Linked DNA regions of Mus musculus: region 2 is linked to region 1. Evidence: chromatin contacts called from ENCODE Hi-C or POLR2A ChIA-PET data. All regions are on one chromosome and are shown on one strand. Each heading gives the region's core, a stretch centred on a gene start or an enhancer-like site at or near the end of the contact. The rest is flanking DNA. Distances are from core to core; before and after follow the strand shown.

The links. Hi-C counts contacts between places; a loop is a spot of excess contacts on that map. ChIA-PET counts read pairs that join two places held with the same protein, here RNA polymerase II (POLR2A).
Region 2: a loop to region 1 is called in a map of heart, with 2.1 times the contacts of the local background. The contact joins the promoter of Ccnl1 here to the promoter of Ssr3 in region 1. A Hi-C loop is called at or near these places in 4 of 37 maps with a recorded cell type or tissue (heart, mouse embryonic stem cell and v-Abl transformed pro-B cells). POLR2A ChIA-PET finds 5 or more read pairs at or near these places in 4 of 5 experiments (Patski and embryonic stem cell).

Annotation. Positions count from the first base shown.
Region 1 is chr3:65,389,929-65,394,473 of GRCm38, reverse strand. Ssr3 (signal sequence receptor, gamma) reads left to right here and starts at 1,921. Exons shown (of 5, transcript NM_026155.3): 1 at 1,921-2,069; 2 at 3,023-3,149. The coding sequence starts at 1,937. It also overlaps the pseudogene Gm5540.
Region 2 is chr3:65,955,933-65,960,477 of GRCm38, reverse strand. Ccnl1 (cyclin L1) reads left to right here and starts at 2,229. Exons shown (of 11, transcript NM_019937.4): 1 at 2,229-2,670; 2 at 2,903-2,977; 3 at 3,516-3,625. The coding sequence starts at 2,350.

The DNA.
Region 1 (4,545 bases), core at 672-3,171:
TCCACGAATGCTTGTGAAATCATAACTGGAGAAGTCTGGCTGATTCAGAATATCCACAAACATCGTGGGTGTGCCATACAGGAGGGTGCCTTTCTCTCTGCTGATGGCTTCCAATGCCTTCTTGCCATTGAAGCTTGGAAAAGACAGGAGGAGAGTGGCACCATGCATCATAGACACCATTGTGCCCCCCACGGAGCCCAGGCAGTGGTACAGGGGACTGGGCAGGACCACGCGCAACTCCTCTGCAGTCTTTGTGGGCATCTTCAGACGCTGGCCTATCAGCATGGAGTTGTTTACGATGTTGTGGTGGGAAAGAGTGGCCCCCTTGGGGTTTCCAGTTGTCCCCGAGGTGAACTGGATGTTGATGGGGTCGTAGCAGGACAAGAACCGCTGGTTGTACCGCAGCTGGGCTAGGTTCTGTTCCTTGCCACCGGCTGCCACGATGTTATCCAGGAGCAGGGTCCCCGGCAGAGGGGCATCCACGGAGATGACTGTAGTCAGGTCTGGGAGTCTCTCACTCTTCAAGGCCCCTGGCTGAGCCTTTTCCAGCTCAGGACAGACCTGCTTCAGGATGTCGTAGTACTGCTGGGTCTTGAATTGTTTGGGAAACACAATACCTTTGCAGCCTACCTTTCTGAGGACATATTCCAGTTCTGAGGACTGGTAGGCTGGGTTCACAGACACCAGGATGATGCCTGCCTGGGCAGTAGCCAGCTGAATAAGTACCCAGGCATAGGAGTTGGGTCCCTGCATGCCCAGCCGGTCACCCTTGCGGAGGCCAATGCTCAGAAGACCAGAAGCAGCTTTGTCCACCTCCTCCTTGAGCTGCGCAAAGTTCAGCCTGATGTTTTCATGGAGGATAACCAAAGCCTCTCTGTCGGGGAACCTCTGCGCTGTGGCGTCAAGGCACTCGCCCACAGTTGTGTTCACAAGATGGGAGTCGGTGTGGCCCTGAATGTAGCTGAGGCCTCCAATGGGCAAGGGGTTGGTGCAGTTCACCATTCCAGAACTGAGAGCGCGGACACTCTGCAACTTCGAGTTCGGCCGAGGGCGAGTGAGCAGCGTCCGGGGGCCCCGCGCCCCCAGGCTCGCGATACACAGCCTCCCGAAGCGCAGCATCCCGTGATAGACAGCCATGGCTCGCTTCCGCCGCGGGTCTGGGCCAGGAGTAAAACTCCACAAGAGTTTTTTTATTTTCCAATTCTAAAGACTGTAATGAGAGAGTCTTTTAGAGGCTAAGAGGCTTTGTTGATTAAAATGATGTAATAGTAATAATAATAATAATAATAATAATAATAATAATAATAATAAATTAAACCATGCAGATGGCTCAGAGGGTAAAGACACAAACGTGACAATTTGGTTCAATCTCTGGGACCCAGAAAGTAAAAGTAGACAACTAACTTCCTCAAGTTGTGTTCTGACAACGTTGTGGCACGGCCCTCCAACCAATCAATCAATCAACTAATCATCAATCAACCAATGAGCCAATTGTTCAATCAATGTAATAAATTTAAAAAGAAATATAAAGTGCACATGTGGAATGAAATACCAATAACGTTAGTTAGTTCGTTAGCTAGCTGGTTAGTTAGTTAAAACAGTACTGCTTGTATGGTTGCTCATTTCGATTATCCAAGCCTGTCTCTGGAGACTGAGGCAGGCGAGTTAGAGAGCAGCTCTAAACTACACACTAAACTACAAATCCCTTCATTCTTTGTGGCATTGAGGCGCCACGTACCCTGAAGGATGCGGAAGTCTTGTTCGCATGCCCAATCGTACCTCGACGCTTGTGAAACGACGGCAAGATGGCCAATCCCGAAGCAGCGTACCCTGCGGAGTCCCGCCTCCGCGTTGCGCTGACGGGTCGCGGGCGGATACGCGGCCTTCTGAACCTTCCCTGCCTCCCTGCTCCCGGCCTCCAGTCTTCAGCTCGGCCATGGCTCCCAAAGGCGGCTCCAAGCAGCAGTCCGAGGAGGACCTGCTCCTTCAGGATTTCAGCCGCAACCTGTCGGCCAAATCGTCGGCGCTGTTCTTCGGGAACGCGTTCATCGTGTCTGCCATCCCCATCTGTGAGCTTCGGGCGGGCGGCGGTGGCGGCGGGGACGTGGCGGGCGCGGCGGGGAGGCCTAGTGTCCGGAGCAGCGTCCTCGGGAAGTCACTCGCGGCGTGCTTCTGAGCCGGGCGCGGGTTCTGGCCCGGAATCTCTTTTTGGTACACTGCCCTTCTCCTCACCACTGTTGGACACTAGGATGTCTTTAATGAACCGGGCGGGGGAGCCACTGATAAACCTTCACTGAATTAGCAGCGTGACCCGTGGCAAACCTCCCCTTACTCCCGAGCATCCTTTGGACGTGCAGAATGCCAAGTTAGGCCTTGCCCGAGGTCCGCGATCAGCCTTGTTTAGGATTTCAATAACTCCTAGAGAGCAGCTCGAGCCTTCTCGATTGAATGAGAAACTGCCCACTTGAAGGCCAAAACTGTCTCCAAGTCCAGGTTTTCCGAGTTTCCTGTCTCCTGACCCGCACTGCCGCAGTGCTGCAGGCCAATCATGTCCAAAAAAAGTTCTTTGTTATTTTGGCCTTGTAAAAAGCTCAGCTTGCAGTGAATGTGGTGTGGAGCCCCCTGGGTTCACTGGCCCGACAAAGCATTGTTTGGATTTCAGTGAGCAGCCACGTCAGCAAGTTAACCAAAGTTTTGGGACAGCGGTTGATTTAAAATGGCCCGTGTTTTAACTTCCTAGTATTCCATGAGTGAAATTGTTATTATTTGTAATCCCCACTCCCAGTTTGTTCTCAAGTTAGAAGATGAAATTTCTAGACTAGCAATATCCCCACAGCCTACCTTTCTGTACTGGGAAAGCCCTGAACTGGGACAAACCCAGTTTATTGTCTATCTCACCTCTAGTGAAGTTTTTCGGATACTGGGTGGGATTTACTGACTCTCATTTACCTGGCTTAGCTGTAGTCTGGCATGTGCAATGGGGCAGTGATGTTGTGTGTCCCTTGCTTTTGTCTTATCTCAGGGTTGTATTGGAGAATATGGCATATGGATCTCATCCAGTCTGCTGTGCTCTACAGTGTGATGACCTTAGTAAGCACTTACTTAGTAGCCTTCGCGTACAAGAATGTAAAATTTGTTCTGAAGCACAAGTAAGTACCCTAAACCCAACCCCAGTCTGCATATTTTATGTTAGGGGGTCTTAAACATGATTTATAAGCATTAGTTTGAAATGTGTATGTAGTTAATCGTGAACCATATGACACTTCTGTGGAAATAGGTTTTGAGGGTGGAGTTTGAATATTCATTCCCAGTCTTCAATTGATGGTTTGGTCAGAAAAACAAGTCTATTAAATCAATGAATGTTTCCGAAACTCAGTGGATTTCTTTCTAGAAATTATTTTAGGCTGCCCATTTACTAATTTTGGAAGCAAAAAATTAAAAATTCTCTGACATTTTCAATGCCAGTTACTTTTTTTTTTTTTTTTTTTAATCTTGTAAGTCTATTCACTGTAGAAGACAACCCTATTTCTTGAATTTCAAGATCACGTATAAGACGAATTATTTTACTAGCTTTAGGAGAAGAAAACCCAAGTTTTTTTTTTTTTTTACACAAAGTTCTTTCTTTTTAAAAAATTTTTATATGAGTATACTATAGCTGTTTTCAGACACACTAGAAGATAGCATTGGATCCCATTACATATATTCTATGAGCCACCATTTGGTGGCTGGGAATGGAACTCAGGACCTCTAGAAGAGCAGTTAGTGTTCTTTAACCACTAAGCCATATCTCCAGCCTGGAAAACCTAAGTTTTACCTCAGTAAATTTTTATGTTTTAAGCACTTGTGTACTCTGCTTTCCTAAAAATAAAACAGGAGGGTGTAGCAGGCTATTCCCTTATTTGTTCAATAGGGCCTTTTAGGTTTTTCTTTGAAGTATTATTATTTTTTTTAAAAATAATTAACTCTTTTACTTTTGAACTGCGCTTGTGTGTTTGTGTCTGTGGTTTGGTGTGTCTCTTGCCTGAGGGGCCAGAAGATAGTGATAGATTTCTGGAACTGGAATTGCACATAGTTCTGAGCCACCTGATAGAGGTGCTGGGAACTGAACTCAGCTCTTCTGCAAGAGCAATGTGTACTCTTAACTATTGAGCCTTCTCTTGAGCTTCTAAAGTAATTTTTTAAAGGCAGTAGGTATTCCGATCTTAAATTTGTCATCTATTTACTGTTTTAAAATTTCTCACAGTATCCACACTTGACTAGAAACTAGTTTTGTTTAGATTGATATAGCAGTCTGCATCTGGTCTCTTGAAACAAAATTTAGAGTGTACTCTGACACACATTGCTTAAAGCTATTTGATGATACTTTTCCTTGCATTGTTTATATTTTATGGGATAAAAAATCACACATGCTCGTGAGGGGCTGGAGTGGTGGCTCATTGGTTAAGCTACTCGATGCTCTTCCAGAGGACTCAGTTTCAATTCTCAGCACCCACATGGTAGCTCACAACTGTCTGTAACTCTAGTTTTAGGGGATCTTATGCCTCC
Region 2 (4,545 bases), core at 980-3,479, 570 kb before region 1:
TATCCACCCAGAAGGCCGAGAGCAGATGTGACTAATAGCCTGGTGACCTTTTCTGCTGTGTGGCCAAGACCACATCAGATCTTTCTCCAGACCCGTATCATGAGCATGTCATTTACAGAATTGATCATTATGGAAGGTGTCTCATGTAGTGAATCTACAGAACCCATCTTTATGGAAGATGTCACGTGTACTTTACAAAGAGTTTTGATGGAGTCACACCTTAAACTTTATTGTCCACATGGAATTGAGTTAATTATCACCAAAAAAGTTTTCACTAAATTGTGCCGACCCTAATATATGCATAGAATTGCACATTGGTGGTGCAGCTATCCAAATCATTTCTGCTCCTTACCCATATTCCTGTAAGTAACCCTAATAAAACTCATTGGTTCACCAAGTTTGCACTCTGATGGTATCCATACTTTGGTCTGTGGTAGGTTCCCTATCTGAGGTGAGTAGTGTCTCACTAGGAAAAGTTTTGTCCCGACATACCTGTCCCCTGGACTTGTGTCTCCTATGCTGTCACAGAAAGTTTGGATATGAAATGCCTGCCACATACAGACCCTGTGAAGAGCTTGTCCTTAGTTAGTAGCACTGAGAGGTGATTTAATCACAAAGGCAAATACCTCATAAATGGGTTAATCCGACGATGAGGTCACAGCTGGACAAGCAATTAGGAGTTGGCAACCTACTTGAGGAGGGAGATCCCTGGATATATTCCCCTTTCTCTTTGTTGGTGGCAAGGGATTTGTTTTTACCAAGGTCTCACACCATAAAGTTCTGCCTACACAGTCCTACAGGTATAGGGCCACATGGCTGTAGCCTGAAACCTCAGAGACCATAAACCAAAATTAAACCTCATTGTGGACTTTCTAGGTAATCTGTCAGTGACAAAAAGCTATCACAATCATAAAATTTTTGTTTTTGAGGCTTTAGTTGAGTACTGGGATTAAAGGCTTGTGCCACCACTTCCTGCTCTATATAGCTTTTGTTTGGAAGAGGTTTTGTTTCATTTTGAAGATATTATATAGCTCTTACTGGCTTGGAATCAGTCTGACCCTCTAATCAGAGATCCACCTGTCTTTGTCTCCAGAGTGCCCGTCCCAACACACTTTGTAAAAATGAGCTGTGAAAATACCTTGCTTTGGTGACTAAGATGTATCCAAATTTTCAGTGCGCTCTATAGGTCCAAGGTTAAGACACTTTTCAAGAAAGTAAGCTTTAACAAAATAACAATTCCAACCCTTTGTACTGAGTCAGGAGATTTTTCTTTCTCCCTAAAGGCCATCTCAGAGGATTAAGCTGGAATAAAAAGATCATGGGAGGCCAGAGGCAGAAGGATCAATTGTTTCACGGTCGACCTCAGCTTTTGGGACTTTTAGTATGGATGGAAAAAGACCACAGCTCTCAGCCAGGCGGTGGTGGCGCACGCCTTTAATCCCAGCACTCGGGAGACAAAGACAGGCGGATTTCTGAGTTCAGGGCCAGCCTGGTCTACAAAGTGAGTTTCAGGACAGCCAGAACTATACAGAGAAACTGTCTCGAAAAAAACAAAAAAACCACAGCTCTCATCTTAAAGGGAATAAATGATGGGTTATCCTGGAGCCATTTTGATTGACCATGGTCCCGGAACACAGATTTAGGTTATTCCAAACTCCATGTAAGATGAGAGCTGTGTTTTTCTCTTCATTGACACAGGGATAGTTACTTTCTCTCCACTCTGACAAAAACCATCTCTTTAAGACGAGACTCCCCAGCGCAATGAAATCGCCCGTGTACTGTCCTCGCCATAAACCTATTTTTGGAACTAGGGATTTTCCAGATTACTGTAAACCCGGCGAAGTGAGGTCAGGGCTAGGCATGCCTTTCTAGGCTACACCCCGACACCCACGCGCGCTCGGAGCTTTCCGGAAACCCCAGGCGCTCAAACTGGGAAGCTGCCCGGTTCAGAGTCACTTTGTTACACTCCGGTGTCGCCGACCGCCGGACTGTCACCAACGCGCAGACCGTGCAGGGGTATCGGGGCCGACTCACCAGGCCAGAGTCCGGGTTATCCGGTGACTAAAGCCATTACCACCCCTGAGCCGCCAGCACCCTGCCCCGCCCTGCCCATCCGGACCCCTCCGCCCGGTGTCACCGACCGAAGCGCGGAGGAACTCGTTGGCGCGCGCGGGGAGTGGAGTGGGGTGGGGTAGGGCGTGTCGGCGTGGTGACGTCAGGGCGGAAGCGCACGCTGCGTGCGGCGGCCTGGAAGCCGGCGGTCACGGGAAGATCCGTCGCGCCGAGGACGCTGGTTAGTCTCGCTTTGGGTTCCGGCTGCGTCGGGCGTGCGTGGAGCTCGCTGGAACTATGGCGTCCGGGCCTCACCCGACCTCGACCGCTGCCGCCGCCGCCGCCGCTGCCGCCTCCGCCTCGTCCGCCGCCCCGAGCGCGGGCGGCTCCAGCTCCGGCACGACCACCACGACGACGACCACGACCGGAGGGATCCTGATCGGCGACCGCCTGTATTCGGAGGTGTCGCTCACCATCGACCACTCGCTGATCCCGGAGGAGCGGCTCTCGCCTACCCCGTCCATGCAGGACGGCCTGGACCTGCCCAGCGAGACGGATCTGCGCATCTTGGGCTGCGAGCTCATCCAGGCCGCCGGCATCCTCCTCCGGCTGCCGCAGGTGAGAACCCCGGCTGGTTGCGGGCCTCTCCGCCGCGGCCAGGTTTCTCCGGAGCCTGCGCCGGGCGGCGGCGGCGGCGGGAGCTCGGGCGGGCGAGGGTGGGGATGCGGGGGCGGGCGGCGCCGCGCGGCCCGGGCGGGGGAAGGGAAGCGAGCGGCCGCACAAAATGGCGGCGGCGCCTGGTGCGGGCCCGCCTGACCCCGGCGCTTCCGTTCTCCTCTCTCGTCTGCAGGTGGCGATGGCTACAGGGCAGGTGCTGTTCCATCGGTTCTTCTACTCCAAGTCGTTCGTCAAACACAGTTTCGAGGTAAGCGCGGCGGAGGCGGACAAGAAGGGATTTCTTCATCCGGAAGCGGGGAGGAAGGGGGTAGGAACCAGCTTTTCCAGAAAGGGAGTGGTTAGCTTAGGCCTTTGTACCTCGTTCCCACCCAGAAGGAAATGGGGCCCGTAGAGCAATGTTTCAAGAACTAGAAAATGGATCCCCAGTTCACGTGCTCTGTTAACCAAGAACTACGTTTTCAAGCCATTGCACAATTCTAGCAAGAGGTAGCTTGATTCTGACCCAAAATTAAGAGCAGTTGAGCAATAAAACGTAAGAGCTGGTCTAAAAATGTCAGCTTCGATTTTATTTCGCTAAAAAGCCCGTTGTATCCTAAAGAGGGTTCTTTGCCGGTCCTTGGTGACCCACATCCTTGGGCAGGCAGATGTACATACAGATGGAGTTCCTGGAAGCCAGGACTACACAGAGAAGCCCTATCTAAAAACAAAACAAAATAAGGGTTGTTAGACTTTGTTAAACTGTTTCTAGTTTAACTTCACTTGGATTTTTACCTGGGTTCTTTCAGATTGTTGCTATGGCCTGTATTAATCTTGCGTCAAAAATCGAAGAAGCGCCAAGAAGAATAAGAGATGTGATTAATGTATTCCACCACCTCCGCCAGTTAAGAGGAAAAAGGTAAGATTGGCCTGTTGAACATAGTATCTCTTGCTGTACTGTGCACCAATCATCCAGTCAAAACATCTTCTCCCCTCCCTCAAGTCAGTGTGGATGCAAAAGAAAGCGGACATTAGGTGCTGAAATTCACGTAGGAACATTGAAACTTTTAAAATCCCCTCCATTAACCAGCTATCTGAAGTTTGTAGAGACAGTTGCATTGTGGACAATTCTAGAGTGCTGTGAAGCCAGTCCCTTGGCTTAAGATTAAACAAGAAAGGGAGTACGGTTGGCTCAAGTGGGAGTGTATTCTGTAAGTTGTGTTTCCCCTCCCCTCTCTGGAAAACTGAAGGCTGGACATGTAAGCCCTGTAGTTCAAGTTAATGTTGTGGCAAAGTTCCGTGTAGGTCGTTTTTCTGCTTGGAGTCCCAGTTTCTTCATCAATTGAGGTTGGCTTTTGTTAGAGTACTTCTCAACATTGAACTACGATATATCGCATAATGCCGCATCTGAAAGGACTGGAGGATGATAAAGTTTGAAGTCAAAGGGATTGAACAGGTATTCTGTTTTGGTCAGATGTAGTCTCAGTGAGTTCCTTAGAAAAATAACTCATTGAGTTGCTTCAGATAGGGCTCTTTATTCGATCTTGTAAGAAAATAGAGTCTGAAACAGTATCTTTTAGGTGTAGTGATACCCTGGTAACTTTATGTGGGCCTATAAGGCAGTACCAAAGCTTGTTGCAGTACTCCAGGCTCTACAGGTGATTCTAGGACAGGCTGATGGATATTTGTGGTGTAGATTAGTTTCTAAGGAACTGTGAGCTTGGAAGGAATTTAGCTATGACAAGATAACCTGTTTTGGGAGTTGGGTGTTGCTTAGTCCTAATGCGTATTGAACATAGGTAGTCTTTATTGTGGAAGCTATAAGTTGGTGGTAGTGGA